3 separate regions of the Homo sapiens genome follow, and regions 2 and 3 are each linked to region 1. The links are chromatin contacts, found by Hi-C or POLR2A ChIA-PET in ENCODE. All regions are on one chromosome and are shown on one strand. The core of a region is the stretch at or near the end of the contact, and the rest is flanking DNA. Distances in the headings are between cores, read along the strand shown.

Region 1 (3,782 bases), core at 1,089-3,588:
AGCAACAAGTTGAGGTATTTTTGGCAGGCCAGAATGCAAATCCAGGCAGTGTAGCTCCAGAGCTCTGGCCCTTAAGCACTACATACTTAGAGCAGAGTTTTCCAGATGCTTCTGGAATTGGGCCTATCTAACCAGGAATAGCCAAAGGACTAAAGGCAAAGACTGAGAGGTGAGTAGTTTGTTTAATACAAAAGAAGAGGAAGCAAAAAGGACTCTCAAGGTGAATTCTTAGCTTCTGAAAATCTCTACTGGAGAAGAACCAAACCTCGCCGAGGTTACCAATGGCCTCTCCACATGGGAATGACATCCTTGGCCTTGTCCTAACTGTGTTCTGCCCTCTCTGGCATATCATCCTTGAAGAGTTGCACCACCAGCCCACATCATGCCCTCTAGTCGGCTACTTGCTGGCTGTCTGCTGACATTTTCATCCCTGAAGTGTCAGTTCGGGTAGAGAGTGAAATGAAACATGCAGGCTGTCTTTTCAAGGCCTGCAAAATAAGCTTAAGCTTTCCACATGACCAGTTTTCCTAGATACTCAAGAATCCACGCTGAGAACCTAGTAGTGCATTGCCCAATCCTAGAAAGCAAAAACCCCACCTTTCCAATTGATAATATACCTCATGGACTGTTGTTTCCACTAAGTGTCAAAAAGAAAGCATCTCACCTCCATTATGGGATCCTTGAGGATAAGACTTGGTCTCACTCATGGAACAACAATATGATTCCATAAAGAAATGGTGCTAATCTCTTGGAAAGATTTGTAGCTGGCCAGGACCACCACCCGGCAATCTGTGCCTCCATTGCAATCATTTGTCTTTGGGAGGTTTCAGAGTGGACAGCATCCATAGGCATAGCCTGAAGGGAAAAAGGTGAGGAGAGAGGAAGCTATCCAGATGGAGAATGAGAAAGGAAGATTTACAGCATTGAGGGTGTAGACAAGAAAGAGATAAGCTTGGGTGACTAAAAAGCAATGGCAATAAAAAGAAAATGAATCCAGAAGCAGTCAGGATGGAAGAGAACCAATATTCATGGAATGCCTACTTTGTGTAGGCATGAACTATGCTCACTGCAGGAGTTTCCTCATACTGCCAGGCTCAAAAGTACATGGAGGATCAAGCAATCCAGGGTGACTGCAGCTTGTGTTGACTTAGTAAACATTCAAATTCAACATTTTCTAGTTAAAAGGCCCTGAGAGTACACATAGCGTAACCCTAACGTTTCATACACAGATAAACTGAGACTCAGACTCAGAAAAATTCAAGCCCAAAATGGAATGAGAAATACAACCCAGGTTTGCCAGTGTTCCTTTTGATACAGATATGAAAAACAAGGAAGGTATTGCTGAGAGGCTCTGAAAGAATTCACTGTTACGTGAAATCTCCCATGATATGGCAGACCAGATTTGTAGATTATCCTCTACCTCATCTAGCATGTTCCATCTGCTGGTTGCTACCAGAGGGGAGGAAATTGGTAGCATTATTTTAAATGAAGTAGATGTCTTTCCAGGAAGATATAAAAGGGTACCTTGCCTTAGATGAAGAAGATGATTCAGATGAATAAGAATGAAAAATGAAGACACAGGTGATTCACCAGAATAAGAGAAGCTGGGGGGAAGGTAAGTTGGAGGAAGTGGTAGATGACAAGGTAAACGGAAACTAGACTGACTAGAATGATGCTGTTGATGAAGAAGCTGAGACTCCCTCGGCTGGGCATGGTGGCTCACACCTGTAATCTCAGCACTTTGTGAGATCGAGGCGGGCAGATCACAAGGTTGGAAGTTTGAGACCAGCCTGGCCAACGTGGTGAAACCCCATCTCTACTAAAAATACAAAAAAATTAGCTGGGCATGGTGGGACACACCTGTAATCCCAGCTACTCAGGAGGCTGAGGCAGTGGAATTGCTTGAGCCTGGGAGGCGGAGGTTGCAGTCAGCCGAAATCATACCACTGCACTCCAGCCTGGGCAATAGAGCGAGACTCCCTCTCAAAAAAAAAAAAAAAAAAAGAAAAGAAAAGAAAAGAAACTGAGACTCCCTCTCATAAGAGTGATTCACAAGGCAGAGGCTCTGCCCCAAACAAAGCATGAGAATGAAAATGTCTTACAGACGTGAATCAACAATCACTTCTGCAGATGGGCAGTCACGCAGTTGGAACAAAGCCGAAGGCAGAAAGTTCTGCGCCAAAAAATTCATTGCCTCTTACCTCTCCATATTCAGGCTATAATAAAAATTGGTCTACATTATATCAATGTGTTAGGGAGTCTCCACCAAATCAGCCATGTCAGAATTTCACTGTTATTCTGTTCCCGATGATGCTCTGGCAACCCTCCAGGCCTCTCTGCCTACACAGTCTATCTCCCGCTAGACCCAGCGCTCCTCCATGAGGAAAGGCTGTCCTGGTTACATACCCTCCACTCCAGTTAAAAGACTCTATGTCTAAAATCACCCACTCTATGTGCACAACTTTCAGACAAAGTAGAATTCTGACCCTGTATCATAGTTACTAGGGTGAATGTCTGAGTACCCCTTCTGGGCTGTGGGAGGTTCGTGGCCAGGGTCCACGGCCCACAGCAGCTTTCCCCAAAGCATATTACATCACTGAACCCAGGAAATGCTCTGGTACAAAGGGTAGTAGTGGGGTGCAGGGGTTCTATGATCAAATAACTTTGGGAAACAAACCTTCCGGGAGGTCAGAATGCGCATTCGTTTATTAAAGTCTCAAAATCCCATGGTAAAGATACACAATACTGAAATTTCCTTAATTTTGTTTAACTTGGACTTTTCCAAACTTACTTGGCTACAGGACCCTTTTCTTAATAAAACAGCCTTAACACTTTGGGAAATACTGTCTTACAGAATCACAGCATTCTAAAGGACCTTCATGTTCCTACAGCTGAACTTTGCAGCTTTCACACTGGTCTGTGTCCTCTTTAAGAGCAGGGGCCTTGTCTGAATCAAGGTGTATCCAAACACTCAGCTAAGTGCCTTACACACTGCAAGCCAATAATACGTGTTACACGGATAAACTAAACCCAATCCTCTCATTTCTAGGATGAGAAAATAAAACCAAATATGTCAGAATGACCTCTTTTATAGCTTCCTTAGGGTTTAAAAGAAGCCTCTCACAGAGAATGTGCTCAATACCTTTTGAAAAACGAAATGTTAATAGAATAGGATTGAAGAAAAAAGAAAAGATTGAAAAAGTTTCTCAGTTATACTACGAGCCCAAAGTTTCTATAACATGATGGACTGCTGCCTCTTCTCCTCTTTCACCCAAGTGAAGTCTTAAGTAGAAGAAAATAAAAATGATGAATCAAAAAAGGAAAACTGTAGGAAAACCAAAGGCCCCTTGGGATGGGAGGTGGGGGAGGTGGTGTTTGCAAACTGATGGGGATAAACAAGACTTGTCTGTATCTAATTTAGACTTAATAAGATAGTTTGCTGAATGTTAATTAAATACTCAGTGGTTGTTACCAACTGTGGTGATTAACTTAATTTTGAATTAAATAAGCAATAAATGCTTAACTGAAGTTCTATTAAATTTTACCCAGCAAGTGAGAAATATGAGGCTCTTAATTGACTTTAAACAAGATAGTTATGGCAAGTTAGTTGAATTTTTATTACCTGAAGATAACTGCCTTATTAAATCTAAATTGTCTATTTTATTTGATAGGGAAATATGTCATCAGTTCTTCTCATTTACCAAAAACATGTCAAAAGAGGTTCACAACTGGTCTGAAATGCTTGGCTTGGGATTTACTTCCTGATCTTATTTTAATATTAA
Region 2 (3,780 bases), core at 942-3,441, 150 kb before region 1:
CTTGAAAGATACTTCCAAGCCAGTTTTGCACAGAATCAGAGAAAGATCAAGTGGGAAAAAGCTTGGCTTATACAGAGGGCTAAAGGAAGGTCAGTGTGTCTACAGATTACTGTGTAAAGTGATGAGTGGTATGAAAAAAGCAGAGAGGCCAGGCGCAGTGGCTCACACCTGTAATTCCAGCACTTTGGGAGGCCGAGGCGGGTGGATCACCTGAGGTCAGGAGTTCGAGACCAGCCTGGCCAACATGGTGAAAACCCATCTCTACTAAAAATACAAAAATTAGCCGAGCGTGATGGCTGGTGCCTGTAATCCCAGCTACTCGGGAGGCTGAGGCAGGAGAATTGCTTGAACCCAGAAGGTGGAGGCTGCAGTGAGCCGAGATCGCACCATCGCACTCCAGCCTGGGAGACAAGAGCGAGACTCCATCTCAAAAAAAATAAAGAAAGAAAAAAAAAGGAGAGAACATAGAGTCATCTCACAGGGCTTTGCAGGCCATGAAAGGGCCTTTCAAACATTTCTACAGATGCTCCTTGATTTCTATGGGGTTGGTTACACCCAGATAAACTCAGTGTGAAGTGGACAAATTGTAAGTCAAACCATCATAAGTCAGGGACCTTCTGCAGATACTACAGCAGCCACCGTATGGCTTAAGGGGAGGGGTGTGATATGATCTGACCAACAATTTTAGATCTCTCCAGATGGTGTGGAAAAAGGCCACAAGGGGAAACCATAAAAGTAGAAGACAATTTCAGAGACTATTGCCATAGTCATGGCAATGGATGGTAACTTGAATTTAGGTAGATTCAAAAGAAGTAATGATAGCAATCAGAGTCAGAAAACATTCTGGAGGCAGAACAAACACGCACTGGCCAAGCATGTACTCTGAGCAGGAGAAGTAGTTAAATGAGTTATATGGAGGTCCTACAACACGGGGGTGAACATGCCTCATGCTTCAGGAGGTCTTGGTAGATCTTGAGATGACGCATTTCGGGTGATGCTGCTGCTCTGTGAATGACACTTTGAGAACCAAGGCTCTAGGAGAGCCAGGAGACAGGAACAACAGTGGAGCAGGAGGTGATGAACGTTGGACTTATGGTAATAATAGATGGAATATAGTAAAGAAGAAACATTCAAGAGATGTGGCAAAAAGAAATTACCAAAGACTTGAGGGCAAATAATCTAGGAATGGAAATAAAAAAGAAGATGGTGCTGGTGGAATTGCCTCTAAGCTTTCTTAAATGACATTGTTCATTATATAGATAGAAAAACATGGTTTCTATCTATCTAGTGCAAATCAGTTTTCCAAGTCACATTTCATGTTGCCACAACCTATCCCTATAAAATAAGGCTAGGGAAATTATTGTAGTTATAGATAATAACGACAACAACAACAATACCAATCATTTATTGAAAGCTTATTCTGTGTCAACCACATTGCAACATGTACTATCTCCAAATCTGGCAATAACTCTATTCCTATGTAAGAAAATGACAAACTAATGCTCAGAGACGTTATATAGCTCACCCAGAATCATTCCTGCTTCAGCTGGATTCAATCCCAGGAGAAAACCCTAAAATCTATGACCTCCACTTCCATTCTGCCTAACAAGCTGAATCCATAGGAGAATAAGATGCCCACTTGGGGCATTCACCCTCAAAGTCAGAGTTCCCTTTTAATCTGACTAAATTTCAAGATCACAACTGGCAAATCTTGATTCATAGACTCTAGCAGCATAGCAATAAGGACCCAAGGTCAGGTGCCACGTGCATAGAACAACCATGACTTATTTTATTTCCACATAAGGAGAATGCAACTTGAGTGTTTCATGAGCTATTCACTGCTCATGCTCAGACTCATGTCTCTGCACTCAAACTCTAGTGCTTTTCCATGGCCTCTGTTTACCCTCGACTTTATTCTGCTACTGCTTTGCAAAGTTTTCTTCCCAGAAAATAAGTGGCTGTCTACACAGTAATGTGTTTGGAGTGAAGATGTGAGAAAGAGGCCCTCATCTGTGAAGATGCATGGTGAACGGTAGTAGATATTGACAAGTAAGAAAGGTTAGTTTAGATATTTCCCCAGCCCAGGAAGTGGGTACAAAATGAGCCACAAGACCTTCCTTCTAGTTACCCACACTGTGCTTTCCCAAGGTGATTCACAGGTACAGCTCCACTGATCTGACAAAGGGGACTGTCTTCAGAAAGATGAAAGGATGTTTTTATGTCTGCTCTCTCTCTTTTCTTTATTTGTTCCTTCTCTAGTAACAACAATTAATTGTGCTGTGCGGGCAGTACAGAGATGAGTCTACCGGGAAGCCAGCACAAATCCATCAAGCGCTTTTAGTCCAAGCTTTTTAGAAGCAATTGCTTACCACATTTTCACCGCTCTTTTTCTCACAGCTAGAATTAGAGTGGATTTTACCACACAATCACTCTAATGCCCTTTTCCCCCACCTCTAAAGTGAAGATGGAAGATGACTATTGGTCCATCACCAGCAAAACCATAAGACATACATGAGAAAACCAATTCATTTAGTGTTTTATAAAGACTAAGTATTGGGTCCTGAGATAGGTATCCCACATACATTAACATATCACAACTTTGTGAGGCAGACATTGTCTATGTCAAACAGGTGAAGAAATTAATGCTCAGAGATGAGAAGTTACTTGCATAGAGTCATACAACTAGAAAATAGCAGAGCCAGGAAGTAAACACAGGTCTGACTCCAAGGCCAATACTTTTCCCATCACTACAGCTGTCCGGCACTCTTCCAAGAGCACTCACAACTTTTCATTCTCTTCTACCAGAGAATCAACATTGCAAATATTACTTAAAACTCAGGCCGTATATAACCAAAAGGCCTTTTTAAAGAGGTCTTTTCTAGGAAGAGTGAACGACTAAGCCATCATAGATTCTATAAGAGTTACCTCTGACCAACCAAACATGTTCCTGAGGGACCAGTTAGGGTCTCTTCCATGCCTAACTAGGAATCATGGAGACTCTTGAATTTCCCAGCTCAGGGCTCTGAGAAAATGACATCACATAAAGCCTGCTCCCTCACCCAACACCAGGGCATGCAGTGAAGAAGGACGAATCAGGGAAAGGGACACAGTGGAAGCCTGAGGGCCTATAAGTCATATGTTCACAGAGGCTCTGGTTCACAATGAAGCATAATAAAATAAAACCACCCAGTGAAAAGTATCTACAGTCCAAGCTTAAACTTGCCTTTTCATTGTTATCCTCACAACCTCCATAGATTAAATGTTGGAAAGGATCAAGCCACAGAAAAAATAAGATTATCCAGTCCTTAGGCCCTTAGACATAATATCTGAGCAAAGATGGGGATTCGTATATGTAAGCAGCATCCTTTTCTGTCCCCCTTTACCTAGAGAGTGATGAGGTGAAGCATCTTGAAAAGATTCCTTATCATAAGCTGAGATGACAGGGACACCTGATGAGAATGGTAATTAAATCAATAAGTAAATAAACACTTGGATCAATGTTCTTCATTTTTGCTGGCTATCTTAAGAAAATGGGATGCCTTATAAAGGTATTTCACTCTTCCAACCATAAATACAAGGTAGCTTCACAAAGTTTTCTCTATTTAAAGTTATTTTGGTTTTCAACAAATGCCAGTTAACCATCTTCTACGTGTTAGTGTGTGGTTTTGGGGGAAAAAGGATGGTAGAAAGAGAAAAAGACCCAATCCCTATTTTCAAAGAGCTCAAAGGCTGGTACCTAAGGCCAAGCACAAAATGTTGTGATTTTTTTTTTAAGTCAGC
Region 3 (3,369 bases), core at 167-2,666, 220 kb before region 1:
GCAAGCTTTTTTAAGACAGAACTCCCCCCAGACATGGTAAGCACTGATATGTTATAATATCGCATGTCTCCATGTAGTACTTTCCAAGATGTTTGAAACCAAAACAGTTTAGAATACTCTCCCACCTCAGGGTCTTCCCTCCTTACAGCATTTTTCTGATAAATAGGAATTCCCCCTTAGGGATTCCCTAAAGTAAAACTGTTGCAGTCCATTCTGTTATATAATTAACTACACTGACAAGTAGAGATGTAATAGAACGTAATTGTTACTCTGGTTCCAACTTAATATCTACTACACACAAAGCCTTATGGAAGACATGCCCGAAATATGAAAACCATCACCCTTAATGTGGTGGATATGGTAGATCGACACTCAAACTTCCCATATTGCACAGGCTGTCTTGCAGGTAAGGTTTGATTGCAAAAGAAATTCTGCCAAAATATATGTAATTGGCTTGATATTTGAAAGGCAAAAGTAAGATGGAAGACATGTTTCTGCTGTTTGCCCTGTTTTCTGTTAGAAGAATGGTGACACAGACATGGGGTTTTTCAGCATCTGTGTTCTCATATTGAGTCTTCAGCTTGGTGGCTGTCAAAAAGCAGCCGTGACAAAAAGAGTAAGTAGCTGGACTCATGTCTCAGTGTCCAGCTACCATCATTCTGACTATGGCTTTTGATCTCTGTTTCACAAGTTTTGTGATGTATCACTGAACTCAGTAATTCCCATGGTGGCTTCACCATTTTTGTCTTGCTTGATTGTAGAAAATGGAATAATTTTGTGCAGTTTTGTGATTCATTTCTGGAGACAGCCTCGATTCTGCTCCATGCAGTCCATCTAATTACTTCTGTGAAACACCCTGTATTAAGTACCTTCCACTTAAAATATCTAAAGTGGTTTGTTTCCTATAGTGAATCCTGACTGAAACTCCCTCAAGATCCTTACAAACTCCCTCAAGATCCTTATGGGCAATAATGATATTTTATCAACAACAGACAGGTTCAAATTCATCAAGCAAATAAATCCTGAGTGCCTATGCAAAGCACTTGGATCACCTCTAGAAGAGCCGTGCACAGAGCACACCCAGTGCCGTCCCTCTCAAAGCTCCCAGTCCAGGGGGAAGAGGCATGCTACAACTCCAGAAGTACTGAGTGATATGGAGGAAGCCAGCAGAAAGCCGAATCTAGTCTGATCTCCGCACGCTAGCCTCAGCTCTATCACTCACCAGCCCTGTTTTCTAACCCAGGGGGCTAGATGAATGAAAGTCCCTTTCTCTCCAACATTCCACACCTCCACAGATGAGTCTTTGTACTCATGAGGGAATTTACTTGGATTTAAGTCCTAACAAGACTTCCTAAATCTTCAGTTCCCTAAATCTGAAGGTCAGAACACAAAGGTCACATAACACACATGCCCGATACAGTTTAAAAGGGAATAGGAATCTGTGACCCCGAAGTATTCTGTGGCAGCCTACAACTAGAAAGCCTCGAGGAGAAAAATCCAAAATTGTGGTTGCAGTACTTGTTAAGAACAGCAGAGAACAAACAGTGTCTTCAGGGTCTCTCTCTTCTTGGAAAATTTCTGCCTCCATGTCTGACAAGAAGGAAGATTATTTACAGACACTGGTTTCTCTTAAAGTACTCAGACCAATAGGTATAGTAAAAGAAATATTAGGCAAATGCAGTAATGCTTAGATCTCTCAAGAAAAGCCACTAATTTCCTTATGTGTCAGACAAGAAAATCTTTGAAACTCATAAATGAGAAGGAGTTTTTGTAGACGGAAAGAAAAACAGCAAGAGAGATCTAGTAAGACGTCTAAACCCAGTTCTGGCACCCGGTCCAGCAGTGGCTGCAGGCCAGGGCCTTCCAGGCCTCACTGAGCCTTAATTTCCTCACCTGTAAAATGGAGACAACAATCCTGCCTAGCTTATCCCATGGGTGTTTATGCTGATCAAGTGAAATACTAAACGTAAGAGCATTTTGTAAATAGCAGAGTGATATACATGTGAAGGAAGACTATTAATAAAGGAATTTCAAAGGAAAGCTATAAATAGTACTTTTTAAAGCCCAGGCAGCAAAAGAAAATGTAAATATAGCAGTGATTTTACAATTTTGTGATCTAGAGGAAGAAATGGTGATCAGAATTGTGACAAACAATGATGTCCAAAAGAGAAGAGAAACCAGCTCGGCTCTGTCATAATTGTCTCAGTTCCTGTACCACACACAACAATGGAAAGATTGCAGGGAGGGGCAGGAGCAGGCCTGTGACTGTGGCACACCAAAGACACGGAGACACAGCTCCAAGAAAATGACGCTTCTACCTCTGTAATAATAACAGTCAGAATCTCATGCTGTGGGTCCTCTATGGATCTGAAAGTGGCTTATGCAAGTGACTTTACCACTTTCTCAGTTTTATCTCTTGGAAGGAACACAATTGGACAGAGTGAGGCCAAACTCCAGGTTTGCTCACCTGGATGAACAGAAATGCAAAGGCAGATCTCACCCACAGTTAGATTTCAGGACCCAGAGGGGATAGGCAGGTTCAGACAAGATTCAGGCAACAACTCACCCAGATTTCTTTCTTTTTTTCTTTTCTTTTTTTTTTTGAGACGGAGTCCCATTTTTTTTTTTTTTTTTTTGAGACGGAGTCCCACTCTGTTGCCCAGACTAGAGTACAGTGGCACAATCTTGGCTCACTGCAACCTCTGCCTCCCGGGTTCAAGTGATTCTCCTGCCTCAGCCTCCTGAGTAGCCAGGATTATAGGCTCCTGCCACCACACCTGGCTAACTTTAGTATTTTTAGTACAGATGGCGTTTCGCCACATTGGCCAGGCTGGTCTCGAACTCCTGACCTCAGGTGATCCACCCACCTTGGCCTCCCAAAGTGCTGGGATTACAGACGTGAGCCACCACGCCCAGTCTCAGATTTCTAAGAGACCATGGAGGGAAACTAAGCAGGAGGTCAAGCACAGCCAAAACTGCTCAGTGCCCTCCATCCTCAATCCACTGTCAAGCGGTCAGGTTAGCAGACAAGTAGAACTGAGCCAAAAGTCAAGTCCCAGGCCCTTGGGCACAAAGGCACAGGAGAAGTTCTAGTTCTGAAGCAAACCAGTGACCTATTAGTCTGTACTGGGGTGTAGATATCACAAAGCTCTCCAGGGTATTGGGACATCAGGTGACAGAGAGGTGAAATAAGTGAGATAAATTAACTCTACCTATAATTCACATAAAAAGAGACATCAGTGGCACACAAATATACCAAACACACACACACACATACGCACACACATACATACACACACACAACTTAAATAATAATCAGGGAAATATAAATTAAAATAGCCATGAAATGCTTTTTCAAACAGTTTGCCA

What was found. A loop is a pair of places that touch in the nucleus more often than their neighbours do. ChIA-PET counts read pairs that join two places held with the same protein, here RNA polymerase II (POLR2A). Pooled maps may share reads with other maps.
Region 2: a loop to region 1 is called in a pooled map, with 6 times the contacts of the local background. The contact joins two enhancer-like sites. A Hi-C loop is called at or near these places in 7 of 50 pooled maps.
Region 3: a pooled map shows a loop between it and region 1 (7-fold over the local background). The contact joins two enhancer-like sites. A Hi-C loop is called at or near these places in 5 of 50 pooled maps. POLR2A ChIA-PET finds 5 or more read pairs at or near these places in 3 of 52 experiments (H1, PC-9 and activated T-cell).

Annotation. Positions count from the first base shown.
Region 1 is chr3:188,168,552-188,172,333 of GRCh38, reverse strand. The region is part of intron 1 of LPP (LIM domain containing preferred translocation partner in lipoma); the gene reads right to left. Among named protein-coding and RNA genes, the nearest start is that of FLJ42393, 8.1 kb to the left of the region's middle. Within about 2 kb of position 2,338, at least 8 of the 41 ENCODE cell types and tissues checked have a DNase peak (open chromatin) inside an H3K27ac peak, as active enhancers do.
Region 2 is chr3:188,321,647-188,325,426 of GRCh38, reverse strand. All of the region lies in intron 2 of LPP (LIM domain containing preferred translocation partner in lipoma), which reads right to left. Among named protein-coding and RNA genes, the nearest start is that of FLJ42393, 140 kb to the right of the region's middle. Within about 2 kb of position 2,191, at least 4 of the 41 ENCODE cell types and tissues checked have a DNase peak (open chromatin) inside an H3K27ac peak, as active enhancers do.
Region 3 is chr3:188,389,043-188,392,411 of GRCh38, reverse strand. All of the region lies in intron 3 of LPP (LIM domain containing preferred translocation partner in lipoma), which reads right to left. Among named protein-coding and RNA genes, the nearest start is that of LPP-AS1, 180 kb to the left of the region's middle. Within about 2 kb of position 1,416, at least 18 of the 41 ENCODE cell types and tissues checked have a DNase peak (open chromatin) inside an H3K27ac peak, as active enhancers do.